3 separate regions of the Homo sapiens genome follow, and regions 1 and 3 are each linked to region 2. A link is a contact called in ENCODE Hi-C or POLR2A ChIA-PET data. All regions are on one chromosome and are shown on one strand. Each heading gives the region's core, a stretch centred on a gene start or an enhancer-like site at or near the end of the contact. The rest is flanking DNA. Distances are from core to core; before and after follow the strand shown. Region 1 holds the start of ZBTB39 (zinc finger and BTB domain containing 39). Region 2 holds the start of STAT2 (signal transducer and activator of transcription 2). Region 3 overlaps R3HDM2 (R3H domain containing 2).

What was found. A loop is a pair of places that touch in the nucleus more often than their neighbours do. ChIA-PET counts read pairs that join two places held with the same protein, here RNA polymerase II (POLR2A). Pooled maps may share reads with other maps.
Region 1: a loop to region 2 is called in a pooled map, with 3 times the contacts of the local background. The contact joins the promoter of ZBTB39 here to the promoter of STAT2 in region 2. A Hi-C loop is called at or near these places in 1 of 50 pooled maps. POLR2A ChIA-PET finds 5 or more read pairs at or near these places in 2 of 52 experiments (CD8-positive, alpha-beta memory T cell and HepG2).
Region 3: a pooled map shows a loop between it and region 2 (5-fold over the local background). The contact joins the enhancer-like site here to the promoter of STAT2 in region 2. A Hi-C loop is called at or near these places in 2 of 50 pooled maps. POLR2A ChIA-PET finds 5 or more read pairs at or near these places in 3 of 52 experiments (HEK293, WTC11 and activated CD4-positive, alpha-beta T cell).

Annotation. Positions count from the first base shown.
Region 1 is chr12:57,005,156-57,008,480 of GRCh38, forward strand. It overlaps ZBTB39 (zinc finger and BTB domain containing 39), which reads right to left and starts at 1,391. Exons shown (of 2, transcript NM_014830.3): 1 at 1,250-1,391. RefSeq lists silencers at 1,060-1,209, 1,230-1,589.
Region 2 is chr12:56,358,522-56,362,124 of GRCh38, forward strand. It overlaps STAT2 (signal transducer and activator of transcription 2), which reads right to left and starts at 1,586. Exons shown (of 24, transcript NM_005419.4): 1 at 1,537-1,586. APOF (apolipoprotein F) reads right to left here. Exons shown (of 2, transcript NM_001638.4): 2 at 2,047-3,603. The coding sequence ends at 2,704. RefSeq lists enhancers at 453-652, 484-653, 1,729-1,908, 1,979-2,068.
Region 3 is chr12:57,277,973-57,281,770 of GRCh38, forward strand. It overlaps R3HDM2 (R3H domain containing 2), which reads right to left. Exons shown (of 24, transcript NM_001394031.1): 14 at 2,386-2,558. Among named protein-coding and RNA genes, the nearest start is that of STAC3, 29 kb to the left of the region's middle. RefSeq lists an enhancer at 1,808-3,007. Within about 2 kb of position 2,364, at least 19 of the 41 ENCODE cell types and tissues checked have a DNase peak (open chromatin) inside an H3K27ac peak, as active enhancers do.

The DNA.
Region 1 (3,325 bases), core at 141-2,640, 650 kb after region 2:
AAACCAAAACGACTGATGACAATCTGATAGCTTGGTTTTAAGCTGGTGCCTAGAGACGAACCAGAGGCATTCCCTTGGACACAATCTTATACTTCATTACCAGAGCCACTGGATCAAATTTTTCTCCTATTAATTTCCTCCCAAATACAAGCTTTCCTAATTCATTGAGCATATTCTTTTCCCTCATGATGCCAAATACCATGCACATGCTTGAACACAACTATCAAAGCTCCACTAGCTACTGAGGAACATATAAGGTGGTTCCGTTTTTTAGCTTTGTCATTGCTGTGTCTTCAACCTCTCAATAATCTCCAAATAAATCTCACGTTCTTGAATCCCCATCTCTCTCTGCCTATACTACATACCCGCTCTCTGGCCTTTCGATAACCCAGAGCCCCTCCAGATATTGCTTTATCACAGTCCCTGTATTCTGTGAAGTTAAAACACTCAGAATGCACAGTAAGAAAAGTAGAACACAACTGTGGTAGTATTTAATATTACTTTAATATGTTGTATTCTTTTTCGCCACCCTTTTCGGGGTTTATATTTTGTTGTCCCTGCACTAACAGATTTACTTGATGCCGCAAGAAAGACTTCTAATTATACAGGTAAGACTCCTAGAGGCTTGTTCACTACCACTTTCTGCCCTTTCTGACTCCTGCACGACTAAGGAAGAAGAGCTACTTGCATCCCTGTTCAGTCTCACAACTCTGCCCAACACAGCCCCTTTCTCCATCTCTCCAGATTCTAACAACTCCCAACTTTTTCTGGGGCCCAGGAAGCGTCTAAGTATTGTGGGGTACCGGCCAAGCATCTCCCGGGCCCTGGTGGCCACCCCTGAACGATGGGCGGGTCGGAGCACTGGGCAGCCAGAGGAGAGGGTGGGAGAGGGGGAAGCTGGGAACTTCCAAGGACACCCCAACAATCCCCGGGCGCCGCGGTCTCCCCTCCGGAGTCGCATCTGGGAGGGAAGGGCGCTGCATCGGCTGGGGCGCTCCCTCTGGAGGCAACGAGCGCCTCAGTCCCTCCACAAACAGCGCGGGGCTCACCCGGGTGAGCCTGTTGGGGGCATGGGGCTGAATAAGGGGCCAAGCGAGGGGCGGCGGGGCCGGCCGGGGTCGGCGCGCGGGCGGGGAGGATGGGTCCGGCCGAAGGGAGCGGGCAAGAGGGACCCCAGCAAGAGCGAGATAAATGCCGGGCCGAAGGTCGGGCTTCGGCCAGGGGCAGCCCTCGGCCTGGCCGCGCTTACCCGGCTCTGCGGCGCCCCGAGCACCATCGCCGCCGCCGCTTCACACAAAGGCCCCGGCCCGCCGTGCCCGGCCCGACGAGGAGGCGGCGCCGCCGGCCGCGGCCAGACTCTCCATCCGCCGCGCGGCTCGCCGCGACGGCCCGGGCCGCCCCCGCCGCCCGGCCCGCAGCGCCCCCCGCCGTCCCGGAGGAGGCAGCGCCCCCCGCCGCCCGGCCGCAGCGCCCCCCGCCGCCCGGGAGGAGGCAGCGCCCCCCCACGGCGGGGCCGGGTCCAGGACCTGCGCGAGGGGTGCAGGGGCTTCCAAGTCCCCAGGCTGGCTTTTTCTAAGCGCCCATCCACTGTGCGCGGGACTTGGTGCCTGAAGAGTGAAAAACCCTATCCAAACTCTCTTCACCTCCCCTGTTCTACGCTCACAGTTCCAAAAGCTTCTCCTCAGAACATCTACTATGGGCATTTTACAAAATGTTGTAAGATTGTTTGATTACTATATATCTCCTCCACTAGGCTGTGGGCTTCCTGAAGGCAGGGATCTGTGGCTTTGCACACGGCCGCAGGTCCACACTGACCCTTACCACACTTCCTGGCACAATAAGTGCTTAATACATTAAGCCTGCTTGAATGAATGAAGGAGCACTTGAGGGCTAGACCGCTACTACTGGACCCTTCTGATAATCCACTGCTGTCCCTCCTTCCATCTAGGTGGCCAAATGAAGAAAGTCACCGGATCTCACTGTACTTTGGCACCCCAGGCCTGCTTCCTGAAGCCTGCCCTCCCCAACTCTGTGTAGAACTCGATCACTCTTCCTCCCCACCCTTCTCCCAAATCATCTTTTCAAATGCTTCTGCCCAAGAATTGTCATCAAACGAAAACCACCTACACTGCCTGCCCCACCCACCACCACCAAAGACATTAGAAGTCTTCGTCATGTCGCCCTCCCTCCCTCAGTACAGAGGAAGCTCTTAGGCTCCAAGACCCTTCAGTTTCATCCTCTCTCCCATCCCATCCCAGTCACTGCCTGAAAATAGCTTGCAGCCAAGGACAAACTCCCAGGACAGGCGCATGGTAGGATTCAGTAATTCCTTGATGGATAAGTGGAAAGGAAGGGACACACTGAATGTTGCCAACAGATCTAAGCCAGTTTGGCCATTCAGCAATTGTCCATTCTCTTGATGAATTTGGGAGATTGTGTGTCCTCCTTTCCACAACCTCATTAACTGGTGGCAGACTATACTGAAAGCAAGCACTATACCAAATGCTGCCAAACATGTAACATTTGTTAGCCAGGAGATACAAAAACAGCCATAGAACTGTTCTTATAGTTTGGGGATGAGGCATCTCACTTTACCATCTAGTGAAAGGGTCACTTAGAGGTTGACACAATGTTTCAGTGGCAGGCCCAGCTCTCACAGTTGTGCAAGGTGACTGAGTCTCCCTAAAGTGGAATATCACACAGCCAGCAGGTCCAGACCTCCAGCATGACTCTGGAGACAGAGGGCTGCTGGGCTTGCAAGGGCCTGGGCCTATACAGTCTTTCTAACCAACTGCCCCAGCCATCTCTGGAGGGTTGACCCCAATAAACTTCACATGAAAACAAATCATCCAAAAGACGCAGGTGAAAGTATATACCACTTATACTGAAGTCTTTTTAAAGTAAATCACCATATAGTCACAATAACAAACATATACAAAGTTAAATGGAGAAGAAAGGGCCAGGAATTTAGTCAAGGTCTTGTGGACCAGATCTCTTTAGGCATCAACTGTTTTACAACAGGAAAGGGAGGGTCAGGATCCCTTCACACATTCTTCAAGTACAAACACAGGAATCTAACTTAACATTTGTCTTCATTTTTTTCTGGAGTCCCCAGTACTGCAATTTTTGTCAGTCCCACTAGAGAGCAATCTTTCTGCACTTAATGTTCCTACTTGCAAAGCAATTGTCTCATCTCAGCCTATAAGCCTAACTCCCACCAAGTCTGAGCAGAACCAACTCTTGTAGCTTTCATGACCCAGAGAAAGCCCCTAGACTCTGCAAAAGTGTCCCCAGTTTTAAGCCCTATAGATAGATAATTTTGAAA
Region 2 (3,603 bases), core at 336-2,835:
AGGGGTGAACCACCATGCCCGGCCACCTGAAGCTTTTTTAGGAGCCAAATCTTTTTGGTGGTCAGGTAAGTACACCATATAAACTGCCCTCCATATAGGAAGGAGGAGCTCCATTCTAGAAGACATCTAAATGCTGTGCAATGGGTGGCTCAATCCCAAGAATATGACACGTTTATGACCTGTGAATCTTGAATATGATTATAGGTTATCAACTTTGTGAGATCCTGAAACTTCACTTAAAATTGTTGCCTGTAATCCCAGCTACTCAAGAGGCTGAGGCAGGAGAATGGCTTGTACCCAGGAGGCAGGGGTTGCAGTAAGCAGAGATCACATCACTACACTCCAGCCTGGGTGACAAAGCAAGACTCTGTCTCAAAAGAACAACAAATTGGTTTTTGCCTGTCACCAAGCAGGCTGTCCCATGCATCTTTCTCCCCACTGTTCCCTGCTCACTGCCAGCTGGTGTCTATTTAGGAAACTGAAACTTATGCTTGTTGCAGCCTGAGCCTAACAGAACAGAATTCATGCATATTTGTGGTCTAAAAAGGTCACATGATTTTATTACAAAATAAAGAGAAATGCTTGGGGTGGGAGAGTCTTCTACTAACATGAATAACATCAGCTGCCTTTCTACCTCCAGCAGGAACAAGGGAAGGGAGGGATTGGGCAGGGGCTATTTTCATTTTAACTCTTTTAGTAGTGCTTGATTTTTAAAACTATGTATCTGTATTGCTTTTATGATACCAAAAAAAAGTTAAAAAAATGATCAGGTGGCCAGGCATGATGGCTCATGCCTGTAATCCCAGCACTTTGTGAGGCCCACAAGACGAGAGGATGGCTTGAGCCCAGGAGTTTGAGACCAAGCTTGAGCAACATAGTGAGATTCCATCTCCAAAAAAAAATTAATGATGAGGTCCCAATTCTTGAGGATTTAAGTGTCTGATATTAAAGGAGCAAGTCAGCAAAGATTCAAATATGAAAACAAAACAAAAAACCTGGTCTCCCCAAATGGATTGCAAACACTGAGGTTAAGGGCTGAAACAATTTTTTCTCATTATCTCTCATTCTTAGGCACATATTTTGCACTCAAGAAGCTTTTCTGAAATGAACTGAATTTTGTGTGTGACCTTAGGCAATCGTTTCATCTTTCAGTAGCTTATACTTTTTAACAAAACAAGGATAATAGATTTATCTATCTTTGTTTTTAGATTTATCTATCTTTGAACATCGTTTTTTGGTGAAGATAAAAAATAATGCAGAGCAGAGGGAAAAACGTCAGATACCGAACCAACATAACAATGCCAGATTCCGGGTCTCGGAAGCTGCAGGGCAGTTTTGGGAGAGGGGCATTAGGGTTAGGGAGATAGGCTGGACAGAAGAAGATCGAGGACCGAGCAGGCGACAGCTCCTATTTCAATCTGGGGACCGAAGCTACCCTCTCCAGGGGGTAACCCCTGGGGCCAGTCGCCCTTCCCTCGGAGGAACTCTCACTCTCACCCCCACCCCTACCCCAGCACACCCTCTCAGGGCCCGTACCTGATTAGGGTTGCAGTCCCCGCGCCCTCCAATGGCTCTGGTCGCGACTTCCCGTCCCTAGTATGAGCTCGGGTACTAGAACCTCGCGCCCCGCCTACAACTTCGGCTAACCCCCCTCGGACCCGCCCCCTTGTAGTTGGCAGCGGAAGTCCGGAGCGGCCCCCATTCCCAGCCGCCACCCCGACACTGGCTGCCATTCAGTCAAGCCCTTCCCAGACTGCGAGCTCACTGGCGCCGCCGCAACTCCGCCCCTCCGCAGGGCGGGACAAGCTGAGCCGAAACCACACCTGCAGCTTCAGCGATTGGTGGAGAAGTTCAAGTAGGCACTTTCTACGAGGGGAGGAGTCCAATTAGTGGACTAGCCCAAGACTGAAACAGCTGATTTTCGAGAACCCGCGCGTGAGCCCCGGAACCGAAACTAGCTTGAGGAGCCTGGAGACGCCAAGGGCTCCATGGGAAGGGGTGGGACCGGAATTTCGACGCCTTGGGATAGGAAGAGGAGGGCTGAGGTAATGAAAACAATTTTTTTTTATTTTTATTTTTTGAGACATGGTCTCGCTCTGTCACCCAGGCTGGAATGCAGCGGCGCGATCTCGGCTCGCTGCAGCCTCGACCTCCCAGGCTCAGGTGATTCTCCCGCCTCAGCCTCCCAGGTAGTTGGGACTACAAGCGTGCATAACTCCGCCAGGATAATTTTTTGTATTTATTGTAGAGACGGGGTTTCGCCATGTTGCCCAGGCTGATCTTGAACTCCTGACCTCAGGTGATCATCCCGCCTCAGCCTCTCACAGTGCTGGGATTACAGGCGTGAGCCACCGCACCTGGCTAATAGCTATTTATTGAAAGTACTGTGATAAGCATTTTAGATTCATTGTATCATTTTAAATTTACAGGGCAACTCATTGAGGTTAAAATCATTCTATCTCCTTTAGAAACTTCAAAACTGATCTTAGTTCAAGAAAGAAGTTACTATTCAGTGATCACCGAGGCTCTAACAAGTGGAGCCTAGATTCGAAACCAAACCCTGTGACTTCAACACCCAAACATTTACGTTCTTACGTTTTACTGTACAGCCTTCCTCCTGGATAAATCAGATTAAAATTTTGAAGACATGTATATAGCTTGTCAGGGTAGTACAGTTATTAATTCTGTGGTTACCACATTCTTTTATATCTCAAGACTCCCAGCCCCAGGATCTAAGTCATAGCTCTTGATTATGGCCCACCCCCAGTAGGGAGCTGAACTTACTACTTCTGATATGAAAGAAGCCAGAGTAGTTGTTTCTTCCAAGTCACTCACATCTGAGATGGCCCTCAAACCCTCCTTGGTGGTCTCCGGCTGAGAGATGTTTGCGTCTTTCTGATCTTGGTAATACTGGATCAACTGCTGAACCCCAGACCTTAATGCAGGTTTAAGTGCAGCACTGATCGCTAGACCCATAGGCCCCCCTGACATCCCAGCCATGGTCATCAGAAGGTCATATCCCAGATCTATGGCCCCATCTCGGCCTCGTTCCCTGGCCTTGCCCAGGCAGTTTTGAGTAGCATAATACAAAGCTGTGCCCAGGTTGTAGAAGGTTCCCACTCCTGGCAGCAGCTGGACTACATTGTGCACAGCTTGCTCCTTCTCATTCTCACAGTCCTCTGTCGGGAGGGAGCGCCCGACCCTTCCTGTGCTTTGCTGCTCCCTGGCTAACAGCTGCAGAGCAGAGGCCAGGGCTTCCACTGACACGTTCCTCTCTGTGCTTCTGCCTTTCTGGAGCCCTCGAAGATGCTGGATGAGGACCTGTGTAGCATTCACACCACCCTGGCGGTAGAGCTGTAGCTGTAGAGCCCAAACATCAGCCTGACAACCAGCTTCCTCCAGGGCATTCCTTAGAGCCAGGCTTACCAAGAACTTGGGTAGAGGGGCCATGTGGCTGAAACCAGGCAGTGACTTTGGGTGCAGAAATTGGCAGGACAAGGGGTCTGAGGAGGGTGTCTGGGATTCCAAGGACAAGGGAAAGTGCATCAAGACATTTGTCTGCTTTCCATATGAAGTGGCATCCACAGGGTGCAGCAGGAGGTA
Region 3 (3,798 bases), core at 1,114-3,613, 920 kb after region 2:
AAAAATAAAGAGGAAGGGTGAAAAAGTGGAGAGGGAGAAAAAAGGAGATACATACAGTGAGATGGTGGGATAATTTTTAGCAGCTTCCATAAATGCTTCCAGGGCATCAAAACCTGGATAAATTCTTTCATTTGGAGTTAGTGATCACAATTAATCTCAAGAATGAATTTCTAAGAGAACAGGAATTGCTGCACCAAGTAGTGTTCCTTTACCCCCGAGCTATAGCACCTAACCTGGCACCACACTCCCCATAGGAGATAAGCCAATGCCAACGATCGACCAATTGACCCTCACAATCCAGTAGCAGGGACAGAACCTGAGTAGAAGATTGGGGTTTAGGGCCAGTCACTTGGACATTCTGTATAAATTTCAGTCCCAAATGGTTCTTTTATCTCTTTATTCCTCTCCCACTCTTGCCGTCTCGTCTGTTTCTAGGTATGAGATTATAGGTGGAAGATGCAGGCAGATGGGAGACTAAGAGGGAGAAAAGGGAGCAAGACTATTAAAATACACATTTTAGGGAAAAAAAAACCTAGAAAATATTAGGACCTTGGAAAAGCAAGTCATACACATAAAAAACACGGTAGCAGATGACAGAAGGAGAAGCATAGTTTACCCACTTACAGGTTTGAATTAAGACACAGACAGAGAAAAGTACACATACAAGGACACTATGCTTCAGTAGGGAGCAAGGTAAACTGAAGTGAACGAGACTTACTGGGGTAGATGGTGGTAGAACAAGAAAGTTAGGACTATAGAAAGAACTGACTTAGACTAAGATAGAGGACTGCAATGACTTGCATGCAAATTACATTTAGACACAAAGTAGGATTTCCTAGATCTTCACTGTTCTTTGTTTCAGCTTCATTTCACAATATTTGAGATAGGGCAATACTGGGCCATTCTGGGGTCTTTGCACTCTAGTTTCTAGTTCATGGGGTATTAGTGTTTGGGACTTGCTTCTTACACCTAGGGAAGAAATATATCTAAGGCCAAGCTGGACTAATAAGCAGAGGGATGAGGGAGCCTGGGAGGTAACATGAGAATGTAAACTACAGCAGAAAAGACTGCAGACACATGGGCTTTCCAGCTACCAGAGAATACTTCAGGATAAAGTATGGGGCTCTCCTCAAAAAGAGCTCTATTCGTGTGAGAAGGGAGTAAGTGAAGATCTCAGCACAGCTCTGCTCGGAGTATTAAGGTGACTTTTTTTTTTTTTTTTTTTTTTGAGACAGGGTCTTACTCTGTCGCCCAGGCTAGAGAGCAGTGGCGCGATCTCGGCTCGCCGCAACCTCCGCCTCATGGGTTCAAGCGATTCTCCTGCCTCAGCCTCCCTAGTAGCTGGGATTACAGGCACCCGCCACCATACGTGGCTAATTTTTGTATTTTTAGTAGGGACCGGGTTTCACCATGTTGGGCAGGCTGGTCTTGAACTCCTGACCTCAGGTGATTCACCCGCCTCAGCCTCCCAAAGTGCTGGGATTACAGGCTTGAGCAACCATGCCTGGCCTTAAGGTGACTTTTAAACATAGTCACCTTAATGACAATGGCCAGGCATGGTGGCTCATGCCTGTAATCTCAGCACTTTAGGAGGCCAAGGAGGGAGGATCACTTGAGCCCACAAGTTTGAGACCAGCCTAGGCAACATAAGCAAGACCCTATCTCAAAATAATAATAATAACAATACATTTTTTAAAAATTAAAAGAAAGAAATAAAACAGAATACTGAAGTTCTGGTTTAGAACAGGACTGATTCTTAGGCTAATGACCTTCCTGGTCTCCACAGATGCAAAACTTCACTTAAACTCTAGTTGGTACCAACATTTACCAGTCCAGCAACAGAAGGAGAAGGATACAGCCCTTTTGAGTCATGGAAAACAAAGACACATTTGGAGTCTTTGTGTTTCGTGGCATATGTATGGAAGGGGTCTTGAGTGTTATTTCTTTTTTCCGCAAACCCCAACACATAAATAGGTGTTTATGGGTCCACATAGTTGGTCAGATGATGGTGGAAGTTATAATCTTTTCAAGTTCCAATATATAGATGTAATGGAAAAAAATGCCTTGTTAATTACACATGGACATAGAGGGAGATGGGGTACAGTAGAAATGTGGTATGAAATAAAAGATTCTACTGACAATGTTCAGGAAGCAGAGGAAGAAATATAAAGCAAAAAACCCCCAAGCTGACTCAGTAGTTATTTGGCAAAACCTTTGCTCAAGGTTCTTCTTTCCCTACAACTAACAAATGAGAAATGGGGGAGAGAGTGGCATGTCTCCAAAAACTGATCCTTCCTGCCACCCACAGCACAAGAGACATGACGGTACATCTAAAGTTTGCTTGAATCAGAGTGGAGAGGACTCTGACACTGAGTGGTGACTCACCTGTGAGATCATGTGATTATTCAAGGGTGGCTGTTGCTGAGGCGTGGGTGGGAGAGCAGGAAGTTGCTGCTGCTGCTGCTGCTGTTGCTGCTGGGCAGTACAAGGGAGAAGCCCCCGGACAGACTGGGATGAGGTGACCTGGTTGCACACTTCTGGGGCACCTAGTGCCATACCTAAGGCAAAGAAGAAACCCACAAAAAGTTGTAAGCATAAGCCACGAACACATTATCCCTGGAAGCTTAGTCAGAGGGCTCTACTTTTTCTTTGCCTTTCCTCTTTATTCCCTTTTGTCCCCTCCCCCACTGTCTTTTGAAGATTCACAGATGAGCACAGATGCATTTCAGCTGCCTTGCTGATGCCAGTCCTCCTCTTTGCAGGCTTCTGCTCCCTAGGGACAGGAACCACCTTGACTGTCAAGTTTGGTTATGAAATTGAACAAAATGTGAGGCTGCTGAAGCACCTCCCCTGAAGTGTCTGGAATCTGTCCATCAAACTTAGATAGCTGAAAATATAAATGCTTACTTCCTGGGAAGGCACAGATTTTTGGTCTCTTAAGAGATCCGTCCTTTTGCTAGAGAGAGAGAGATCTGTCTTCTCTTTGCTTTCTTCTCAATTTGCAACATCTCTTATAAAAGTTGCTGAGGGCCGGGCGCAGTGGCTCATGCCTGTAATCCCAGCACTTTGCGAGGCTGAGGCGGGTGGATCACCTGAGGTCAGGAGTTTGAGACCAGCCTGGCCAACCAACATAGTGAAACTCCGTCTCTACTGAAAATATAAAAATTATCCGAGCTTGAGGGTGGGCGCCTGTAATCCCAGCTACCTGGGAGGCTGAGACAGGAGAATCGCTTGAACCCAGGAGGCAGAGGTTGCAGTGAGCTGAGATCGCGCCATGACACTCCAGCCTGGGCGACAAGAGCGAGACTCGGTCTCAAAAAAAAAAAAAAAAAAAATGTTGCTGAGAAAACTTCAAGCATACACATAACCTTTATCCAACTCATTTCCCCATTTCTAGGCTCTCCAAGGCATGAACTCATTCAACACAACATACTTTACTATGTGCCAAGCACTGTATAATGAACTAAAGACATAAAGATGAGTGAAACACAGTCCTTGCCCTTAACAGCACAGGAACTTTTTTCTTTTTTTGAGACAGGGTCTCACTCTGTCGCCCAGGCTGGAATGCAGTGGCACGATCTTGGCTCACTGCAACCTCCACCTCCCAGGTTCAAGCGATTCTTCTGCCTCAGCCTCCCAAGTAGCTGGGATTACAGGCACCCACCACCACGCCCAACTAATTTTGATGTCTTTGGTAGAGATGGGGTTTTGCCTTGTTGGCCAGGCTGGTTTCGAACTCCTGGCCTCAAGTGATCTGCCTGCCTCTGCCTCCCAGAGTGCTAGAATTACAGGTGTGAG